Regions from separate parts of the Homo sapiens genome. Here region 1 is linked to region 2. A link is a contact called in ENCODE Hi-C or POLR2A ChIA-PET data. All regions are on one chromosome and are shown on one strand. The core of a region is the stretch at or near the end of the contact, and the rest is flanking DNA. Distances in the headings are between cores, read along the strand shown. Region 1 has its middle 68 kb from the start of TLE3. Region 2 has its middle 12 kb from the start of TLE3.

What was found. A loop is a pair of places that touch in the nucleus more often than their neighbours do. ChIA-PET counts read pairs that join two places held with the same protein, here RNA polymerase II (POLR2A). Pooled maps may share reads with other maps.
Region 1: a map of heart right ventricle shows a loop between it and region 2 (2.7-fold over the local background). The contact joins two enhancer-like sites. A Hi-C loop is called at or near these places in 21 of 168 maps with a recorded cell type or tissue (CD4-positive, alpha-beta T cell, Caco-2, Right ventricle myocardium inferior and 13 more) and 13 of 50 pooled maps. POLR2A ChIA-PET finds 5 or more read pairs at or near these places in 10 of 52 experiments (Caco-2, H1, HEK293 and 6 more).

The regions. Positions count from the first base shown.
Region 1 is chr15:70,163,278-70,168,800 of GRCh38, forward strand. No RefSeq gene overlaps it. Among named protein-coding and RNA genes, the nearest start is that of TLE3, 68 kb to the left of the region's middle. Within about 2 kb of position 1,819, at least 16 of the 41 ENCODE cell types and tissues checked have a DNase peak (open chromatin) inside an H3K27ac peak, as active enhancers do; they include gastrocnemius medialis, heart left ventricle, heart right ventricle and 2 more, where a contact is called at or near this core.
Region 2 is chr15:70,107,654-70,112,959 of GRCh38, forward strand. No RefSeq gene overlaps it. Among named protein-coding and RNA genes, the nearest start is that of TLE3, 12 kb to the left of the region's middle. RefSeq lists enhancers at 2,659-3,170, 3,683-4,194, 4,195-4,704. Within about 2 kb of position 3,850, at least 19 of the 41 ENCODE cell types and tissues checked have a DNase peak (open chromatin) inside an H3K27ac peak, as active enhancers do; they include gastrocnemius medialis, heart left ventricle, heart right ventricle and 2 more, where a contact is called at or near this core.

The DNA of each region.
Region 1 (5,523 bases), core at 569-3,068, 54 kb after region 2:
CAAATCGCAGCCCTGACACCTACTAAATGTATCTTCTTGGGCAAGTCACCTAGCCTCTTGGAGCCCTGGTTTTCTCATTTGTGACAAGGCATCCCTGGTGGCATTGTTGTGTCAATTAAAGCAGAGTGTTTACATTGTACCAGGCCCACACTGAGGGTTCAGCAAGTCTTAGGTTTTGTTTCCCCTGCCTGGTTCTTAGCCTCACTGAAAAAGGAAAAAGAGAGGCTTATCCTCACAGAGATTGAAGGAGAGTGGGTGCTGGGCGACCAAGAGCTAGGGACCCAGGAGAGAGAAAAATGCACACCCAAGAGATGGCAAAGGGGCCCCTTCTGATGACGAGCTAGGGGCTCTACTATCCTACTGGGGTCTGGCCCACCCTCGTTACTATGGGTTTCTGGTTGCAGGAGACCTTAGAGGGGCTGATCCTGCCCCCATCTTCCCCACCCACACACCAAGGAAGGCTGGTTGTGGATAACTGAAATCCCAGAGTCTGCTTCTGCCATGCTCTTGAGGCTGAGGAATGGGCTCAGACAGGTGGGATCCCTGTTACTACATCAGCACTAAGACAAAGGGACAAGCTCTGGACCAAGAATTAGGAGGCTGGCTCAGGGCTAGTTATTTTTCTGGGTCTTGGATTCCCCATCTGGGAAACATGGAACCAACAGTATCTATCTGCTTGGACTACCATGCAAGTCTGCACATGATCTAACTCCAAAGGAGTTGGTCACCCAGATGTTCCTTTTGGGGCTCCTGGGGGCTTCCGGTGCGCTCTTGCACTCGCGCGCTCTCTCTCTCTGTCTCTCTCCCTGAGGTGAAGACATAAGAGGCAGCAGATGGCCAGGACCTTTGCTGTGGTCCCAGGAGCCCTCACTGGGTAAATAACACTGACTCCCAGTAAGCCTGGAAATTTCCATTCTTTAGGGAGAACATTAGTGAGCATAGTGCCAGCCACTATTTTAGTCACTTTTAACCCAGGCTGCCTGGCTCCAAAGACCACACTCTCTTGCCCACTACATGGTATTGCCTCTTGTGAAGCACACACATAATATTCAGTATGTGGCTCTGGAGTGGGACTGTGTATCAGTTAGCTATTGCTGTATAACAAGTAAGTCTAAAAACTAAGTGGTTTATTTTTCACAATTCTATAGGTTGTCTGGGCAGTGCCTCTGCTGCTTTCTGCTGGGCTCATTCGCTCAGCTGCATTCAGCAGGAGGGTGGGCTGGAAGGGCTGCTGGACTGGGGAATCCACCGTGGCTTGATGCACATGTTTGATGCTGGAGTGCCTCAGTTCTCCTCCAAGTGTCCTCTCACCCTCCAATAAGATAGACAAGCAGCCTTGGGGCAGCATCCCAAGGGCAAGAGCAGAAGCTGTCAGGCCTTTGGGGCCCAGGCTGCTGAACTTGCTGGTACCTTTCCATCACATCCTGTTAGTCATGGTGAGTCCAGATTGACTGGACGAGGGAAACAGATCCCACCTCTTGATGGAAGGAACCTCAAAGACATTGTGGACATATTTAATTTGCCACAAGATGCCTGGGTTTAACTCTCAGTTTGGACACTTGCTAGTTGTAAACTTGAGCTTTTCACTTAACCTGTCTGAACCTCAATCTCCTTCTCTGCAAAATGGGGACAATCCTAATCCCCCTTGTCAAGTTTTATGACGACTAAGTGAGAAAAGGGCATGAAGTGCTTTGCCCAGTACCTGAGACATAAGCGCCCATTGTGATTATATTAATAGACCCTGCTCTTACTCGTCCATGACCTCAGGGCAGAAAAGGACTTTGAGGAATTCAGAGAGGCCTGGTGCCCTGGCCAGCTGACAGCAGAGCCTGACAATTAGCTAGGTCTCCCGACTCCCCGTCCAGTGTTCTTTCTGCCACACAAGCTGCCACTCTTAGACTGAGCACAAAAGACAAATCTTCCAGTCTGGGGATGGCAGATCGATTTTCTCACCCTTGCTGGCTGTGATTGATTGGTGGTGCTGCCCTGAGTTCTGCAGTGAGAAAAGCTGTGAGGTCTGGCCCCAGCTCAGTGGGAAGGAGGGCCAGGATCGATCGGTGATGTTTGCCCTGGGTGCAGTCGCGGGGCGGGGGCACACACGCAGTTTGCTTGCCATTCCTGCTCTGGTCTTAGCTCTGACCTCACCCCTGTGGCTGTACTAGGTGCTGGGTGAACAACGTGCTCCAGGCCTTTCATGTCACAGAAGAGGACGCAAGGTCCGGACTGGTCAGGAGATTGGCCTCATGGTCACACAGCAGGATGTTTCCTGGTCAGTGACTTTCCCATGTTTCCATTCTTCCCAGATCCCTGGGGAGTCTGGACAAGTGTGTGTCTGGCTCCTGTGGCCTGAGTTTCCAATTCCCAACTAAGAAAGGTAGAGATTCCAGGGCTTTCTGCTCTGGCTCAGGCCTCAGGCAGGGGGTCCTTAAAGCACCAGCATGGGGAAAAAGGCTTCTCGGCTCTTTGTTTGGATTCAGACAGGGCATTTTCAAGTTTCTTGAGATCACAGTGGAGGCCAGCCAATTCTATTTTCACTCGAGGCTCAATCATCTCTTTCCCTGGTCTTCTGCACACACGGGCTGGCGTGAACTCAGATGCGGCAGGCCCACAATTAGGAGAGAGGGAGGAGTAGTTACTCAGGCGCTCAGGGCCAGCAGGTTTGGAGCACCCTTTCCGAGGCAAAGACATGACACAAATCTTCCCACTGCCCAGCCAATTCCTCCTCGTGTATCTGCCTGGGGTGACACTCAGACAAGGTCTGCACTCAGGCCCAGCCATTAAGGAATTCATTAATCAGAATCCTGTTTACAGCTCTCTGGCAAGCGATCATAATTTACTGGCTCAAGCCAGACCCTGGGCCTTCCTGCAAACTGCTGTGACATTTGGTAAAAATATCAGCTGGGGACTGGGCCAGGCCGGGAGGTGTGTATGCAATTCATGCTGACTTGTGAAACAGAGGTGCTGTGTGGGTCACAGGCACTAGGGAAGGCTGGAGGACAGGCTGTCACTGGTTCCAGGTGTCACCTTGGACAAGTCACTTCCCTGTCATCTCACATCTGTATTGCAAGAGGTTTGGAGTAAGTCAGATGGCAAGTCTGTCAGCCCACAGACTCGCCCCTTGTGCTCTGCACAGGATCCACTAGCATGGGTTTTTTTTTTTTTTTTTAAATAAAACAATAGAAAATGGAATCCCTTGCCAACATTTACAAACTGCAAATTTCACTTGAAAATCTAGATTTCTGGTACATGGGGAGTGTACTCCTATCTGGCAATGAGAGCCTGAAGCTGAGTATTTCCCGACATCTCCAGATGGGTCTGTGGTCTCAGGTTTGCCAAGGTTAGCAACGATCCCTGCTACAAGGCATGGGCCCAGGGCCTCCATGTACGGCCGTGCAGGTTGCACACTATTGTGGAGCCAAAAGGGGGCTGAATCCCTACAATCTGCTGGCATGCCGTGGGCACTCGTGGCGTTTACATCTCCAGAGGAAGGGGTCTTTTTTATAATTCTCACAATGGCCTTGTTTGGGCCAGCCATGGTCCTGCCTGGGCCCACAGTTCTGTAGTTTGCATTCCACAGAGGGCCAGGGTGGGGCTTCCCTAGCGCCACAGGCAGGGACACTGGCAGGCCATGGGCTGGGAGGCCTTGGGGAAATCTCTACTCTTCTCTGGGCCATAGTTTCCTCACTTAAAAAACAAGGGCATGCGCTAGCTGATCTCAGGGGCAATTCTAGCTGTAGAATATAATTCACCGGAGGGGAAGAGGTCATGGCCGGGGCACACGAGTGGGGAGCTGGGCTGTGTGGCTCCGCTCTGGGGAGAAGGCTCCAAAGCCTAACAGGAGCCAGCAATAGGGGCACAGCACAGACTGGGCACAGCCCTCCTGCCCCCAGCCTCATCTTTCAGTGCTCTTCAAGGCAAACTCTGGCCATCGGTGCTGGAAAAATTTATAATCTGGCCTTTTCCAGAAAAAGTTTATTGACCCCTGCCCTAGACCCACCAGTGCCCATGAAATTGGAGTTCGGATCAACTCAGCCCATTTTTCATATTTTACAAATGAAGGAAATGAGGCACAGAGAAGTTAAGCAACTTGTCCAAGGTCACACAGCTAGTGAGAGACAGAGTTAGCATCTGAATCTAGTGAGTCTGACTCTGGAAAAGCACTTTTCCAAAGTAGTGAGATTTCAAAGAACAAACCAATGCCCAGAGCACAGGCTAGAAAATGGACAATGTACGGCCCCTGTATTGGGCATTTTATTCCAAGGCACTTTCCTCCCTGGAATATATATTTTAGTTGATCATCAGAAGAGGGTTTATACAGGAGAGGGTATGTGTAATTAATGCTTTTTGTTTTTGAAGCTTTGAAGTGGGGCCATGAGATAGTCTAGTCTATGAGGCTCATTTGGAAAGTGGCTATTTGCACATGGCAGCCAGGGAGAGAAGGGTTCACTAAGTGACTGTCTAGGGCAGGGGGAATATTTAACCTATTTAGGAGAATGAATGGGATACAAGCACTCCTGAACCTATGTTTGTAGTTGATCCACAGTGTAGGTCCTTATAGAATATTGTTTGTTTCATGTTGATTGATGAATGGGTTTTATTTCCTCTATAAAAAAAAAATAAAAGAAAAGCATTCCTTGTAACAGGTCCTAAGGAATACCACTTAGGCGAACTTACTTAAAATCTGATACACCTCATAATGTTAAATATTTCATGTAAAATACACTTGTTACACAACACCATGTAGCCATTTACTATTAACCAATTTTTTCAGAATACTTTTATTATTTAGGTAAAATAGGTTGATATAATGGATTGCTATCAGGATGTCTTATGTGCAATATATTTTATTGCTCCTCATACATGCTAGTGCTCCTTCACCTTGAACACTATGGAAACATGTTTGAGAAAAGGAAACGCATGGAAAGTTAATATCACTACACCGAGTTAACATTTAAAATCAGAACCAGGCCAGGCACGGTGGCTTATGCCTGTAATCCCAACACTTTGGGAGGCCGAGGTGGGTGGATCACCTGAGGTCAGGAGTTCGAGACCAGCCTGGCCAACATAGTGAAACCTCGTCTCTCCTAAAAATACAAAAATTAGCTAGGTGTGGTGGTGGGCGCTTGTAATCCCAGCTACTTGGGAGGCTGAGGCAAGAGAATCTCTTGAACCTGGGAGGCAGAGGTTGCAATGAGCTGAGACCACGCCATTGCACTCCCGTCTGGGCAACAAGAGCAAAACTTTGTCTTAAAAAAAAAAAAATCAGAACCATATACCCAAGTAGATGCTACACCTCTTCCTGGAAGTCACTCTTTAAGATTCTGATGTCTAAAGGCAAGCCCCTAAAGGCAGCACCAACAAGCAAAACCTAGCACCGCTCAGGACCATCGTTCCAGTTTACTTGCCGAACCAAACAGGTTTATGTCATTGACAATATACTTCATTACTACCAAATCACAAATTGAATGCCAATCAAGGCATAGATTTGAAATATGAAAACAAACTTGTAACTTGATAAGTCAT
Region 2 (5,306 bases), core at 2,600-5,099:
CTAGAAGAAAACATAGGGGAAATCTTTGCGACATTGGAGTTGGCAATGATGTGTTGGCAGTAATGCCAAAATCACAGGCAACAAAAGCAAAAATAGACAAATGGGACTAGAACTTAAAAACTTCTTTGCATGAAAGGAATAGATTAAAAGAGGGGAAAAGGGGGCCGGGTGTGGTGGTTCACACCTGTATTCCCAGCACTTTGGGAGGCTGAGGTGGTAGGATTGCTTGAGCCCAGGAGTTCAAGACCAGCCTGGGCAACATGGAGAAACCCCATCTCTACAAAAATACACATACATACACACAGGCACACACACAAAGTAGCCGGGCATGGTCGTGCACACCTGTAGTTCCAGCTACTCAGGAGGCTAAGGTGAGAGAATCATCTGATCCCAGGAGGTTGAGGCTGCAGTGAGCCATGATCTCGCTGTTGAACTTCACCCTAGGCAACTGGAGTGAGACCCTATCTCAAAAAAAAAAAAAAAAAAAAAAAAAAAAAAAAGAGGGAAAAAGCAACCTACAGAATGGAATGGGAGAAATATTTGCAAATCACATATCTATAAGGAGTTAATATCTAGAATATATAAAGAACTCCTACAACTGAATAATAAAAAACCAAATAACTCAGTCAAAAAATGGGCAAAGGAAAGACATTTTTCCAAAGAAGATATACAAATGGCCAACAAACATATGAAAAGGTGCTCAACATTACTAATTATTAGGGGAATGCAAATCAAAACCACAATGCAATATCACCTCACCCCCATTGGGATGGCTGCTATTTAAAAAAAGAATTGTTGATAAGGGTGTGGAGAGATTCGACCCTTGGTGCATTGTTGGTGGGAATATAAAATGGTACAGCCTATATGGAAAACAGTATGCAGGTTCCTCAAAAAATTACAAATAGAATTACATATGACCCAGCAATCCCACTTCCGAGTATATATACAAAGGAATTGAAAATAGAATCTTAAAGAGATATTTGCATACCCATGTTCATGGTAGCATTGTTCACAATAGCCAAGAGGTGGAAGCATCCTAAATGTCCACTGACAGATAAGTGAATAAAGAAAATGTGATGTGATGTGGATGTGTGTGTGTGTGTGTGTGTATAGACACACAATGACATATTTTTCAGCTCTAAAAAGGAAGAAAATTCTGTCACATGCTACAACATGTATGAACCTTGAGAACATGATACTAAGTGAAATAAGAAAGCCACAAAAAGACAAATACTGTATAATTTCACTTATTTGAGGAATCTAAAGTAATCAAACTCATAGAAACAGAAATTAGAATGATGGTTGTCAGGGGCGGGTGGGAGAGAGGTATGGGGCGTTATTGTTCAATTAGCAGAGAGTTTAGGTTTTGCAAGATGAAAAGTCCAAAAATCTGTTGCACAACAACAGGAATATAGTTACTATTGAGTTCTATACTTAAAAATGATTAAGATGATAAATTTTATATTATGTGTTTTTTACTAGGATTTAAAAAAATAAATAAAAGGAGGCAGCGACTCTGGCAGGTGAGTTCTGTGGAATTCTAGTTCCTGCAGGCCAAGCCCCCAGGCCTCTCCTCTAGCTTAAGATACTAATTGCTTCTATTAAATGTCTGTTTCAATAGCTGGGGTGATTCTTGTTCCCAGCACCTGGCCTCTGACTGATACACTCCTGCTTCTTCCAGCAGACCTCCCTACTGTGCCAATCTCTGCCTGACTGAGGCTTTTTGGGGTCATTTATGTTTCCTTGATGTTTATCTGTTTTATTAGAGTAGTGATATTGAATGTAATGATGACACAAGGCCATTAAGCATATACATGAACAGGTGACTCCACGCAACCTAGGCACAGCCTGCTACTCAGAGCTTAAGTGCTACTTGCAGATATACAAGTTGGAATCCTGACACCCTAGCTTTTTTGCTTTAGGACCTTAGGCAAGACACTTGTTTTTGCTAAGCCTCAGTTTCCTCATCTGTAAAATTGGGATAATGCTAGAGCCTTGCTCACAGGGTTGTTGTGAGAATTAAGCAAGATAACGCAGCTGGCAGCAAGCCTTCAATGACTGTGAGTGATTCTGAATGAATGAGGACACATCAACCGCTTGGTCTCAATGTGTTCAGACTCCTCAGCCTCTTTATCTAAATCCAAGCTTGGACGCTTTTCTACCTAGAGCCAGATTCTCTGCTCCCAGAATTTAAATATGTCTCACATTAATGGGAGACACAGAAAGATGGGAAGCTGGGGAGCCAGAGGCCTCAATGTTAGAAGTCAATGTTCATCAAAGGGTTCCTGGAGTCCTCGAAAAAGGAGAATGCAGAGGTGGGTGGGTTTTCAGTAGACCTGAATGTGTGTGTAGGGGGTGAGAGGTAGGGAGACACTCCTCCAAAGCCAGCAAGGGCCAAACATGCAGGCAGCCCCAGCCCACCTGCCTGCAGCCTCCCTCTCTATGGAGGCCAAACCCAGAGAGAATGGGAGCCAGAACCAGGCTGCCCTCCACAGTTGGCACACAGGGTTCCTCTTTTAGCCAATGATGAGAAGCTCCTCTCCAGCCTAATTAACTGCAGACTTGTAACTTCTAACTCAGACAAGAATGAGGCCAGACACAGACTGAACAAGAACAAAGCCCCCACGACTGTGTCTATAGGGCTGGGCTTCAGAATGGATCTTCAGAAGATCTCTGTAATACTATTGGTTGGGGTCCGCAGAATTGAGGTATAGAGAGGATCCACACGTGGGGTCATCAACCCATGGGGGACATGGACCCCTTCCCAGATGGTACTCTAACATACATGATTTTGGAAAGGGCTCCCAAAAGGGGCTGAGGGAGATCAGAAGAGCAGATAACTTGGCCCTGGATGGCTCATGGGTTGAGAGCCAGGCTAAGTGACCTGGCCTTTATTCAGGGGATACTAAAATGACTGACTTGTAGGTGTCAGCCTTGAGCTAAGCCATTTACACAATTGTCTCATCAAACTGTGTAACAACAGGGTCATGATTGCTGCACGCAGAACCCCCTCAGCACTGAAGCCCCATGCCCCAGCTGCAGAGAGTATTGGGAAAGGAAAACACTGAGCTGAGACCACTTCAGCAGAAGACAGCCAGCTGCCTCCCCAGGAAAGCCAGCCTCAAATGATGCTAGGATGTGAGGGTCCCGGGAGGCCTCGTGCCCCAGCCCTTTTGAGGCAGCTCTGAAGGGCCAACCGAGATCCAGAGCTCCCCGTGGGGTCGCGGGGACATTGTTGTGACTTCATCAAGCCCTATCTACTTTTCCCTATGCCCCATCCTGCCTCCAGGTGAGGCGCTGGCAATGAAACACTCCCCAGTGAGTCCCCTGCATGGGAATATTCTCCACTTTATGGTCGCCAGATTTAGCAAATAAAAATACAGGACACCCAGTTACATTTGAATTTCCTTTAAACAATGAATTTTTTTTTAGTATAACTATGTCCCAAATATTGCATGGGACATACTTATACTAAAAAAAAAAAATCACTCGTTGTTTATCTGAAATTCAAATTGTACTGGGTGTCCTATATTTTCATCGGCAACTCTGCTCCATCTCAGTCTGTGCTTTGGAGAACCTGACCTATAACAAACCCCACCAAATGGGCACTATCATTGCCCTCATTTTAGAAACAGAACACTGAGCCTCAAATTCTGGTCCTATGAGTGACCCTGGTTATTAAGGGAGGAGTGGAACAACAGCAGTGGATTTGGGAGCTGGATCAGCTGGATTGGGGTGGGGTGCAGAAACTCCTCAACTATTTTCACAGCCCCACCATGAACTGGGCCTACAGCTCTGGAGGAAAGGACTCCAGTACGGGTTTTCCAGCCAGCCTTCCCTGGGCAGGGCTGAACTACCCCCTGGAAGAACATTTTAATCAGCCGCCTTGTCTCTGCCTCTCTTGGCCTTTGCTTTCATTGTCAGAGTCTCTGTCAATAGCTGGAAATCCAGGCAGCAGCACAAGCAGACATTTCGCTCCTTCCCAAGCAGAAATCTCACAAAGGGCAGGGCTCCCCTCTTTACAAGGAAAACAAACAGGTCTTCAGGCTCCCAGGGGCTGGGGGTGGGCTGGGGCAGAGGGAGGCTTGGGGGGAGGGGGAGGGGGCAGCCAGCTGGCTCAGCCTGGCTCAGGCTCCCACCCTCACTAGCTTTCCACTTCCATCTGCCTTTCCCCCACGCAGATCCAGACTGCGGGGGGAACCTGGGCGGGCTCCCCTCTCCTCTGGAGAGTGCAGCTGGCTGAAGCCTCAGTATTGCTCAGCCAGCCCTAGCAATTCCACTCCATCCCTCCCTAGGAACCAGGGTGACCTCTAAGCAAATTGGGTTCTGCCATTCCCCTGCTCAGAATCATTCCATCGCTCCCTGCGGACATATACTGTGCACTTTCACACCTCAGACCTTTGCCCATGCTGCTCCCTCTACCTGGAATATCGTTTCTTCTCTATTTGAACCCATCCATTCTTCAAGATCCTTTTTTCTTCTGTGAAACCTTTGCTGTCTGTACCCCCTTAGTCAGAATGAGTCACCTCCCTCTCTAGGCTAGCATGGTATCTTTACTTGTGTCTGACGCCCCCATCCCAGGCTGTCCTGCTCCACGTTTAGCTGGGCACATGTGGTCTCTCCCCCAGGCTGTGAGCATTCATCTGACCTTCGTGCAGCATTTTCCAGTTTGTGAAGTGGTTTCACATCTCTGCTCCCTTACAGCTCTCTTGGATAGACACCATTGTCCCCATTTATTTATTTATTTATTTATTATTATTTTTTATTATTATACTTTAAGTTTTAGGGTACATGTGCACAATGTGCAGGTTAGTTACATATGTATACATGTGACATGCTGGTGCGCTGCACCCACTAACTCGTCATCTAGCATTAGGTATATCTCCCAATGCTCTCCCTCCCCCTCCCTCCCCACCCCACAACAGTCCCCAGAGTGTGATGTTCCCCTTCCTGTGTCCATGTGTTCTCATTGTTCAATTCCCACCTATGAGTGAGAATATGCGGTGTTTGGTTTTTTGTTCTTGCGATAGTTTACTGAGAATGATGATTTCCAATTTCATCCATGTCCCTACAAAGGACATGAACTCATCATTTTTTATGGCTGCATAGTATTCCATGGTGTATATGTGCCATTTTCTTAATCCAGTCTATCATTGTTGGACATTTGGGTTGGTTCCAAGTCTTTGCAACTGTGAATAGTGCCGCAATAAACATACGTGTGCATGTGTCTTTATAGCAGCATGATTTATAGTCCTTTGGGTATATACCCAGTAATGGGATGGCTGGGTCAAATGGTATTTCTAGTT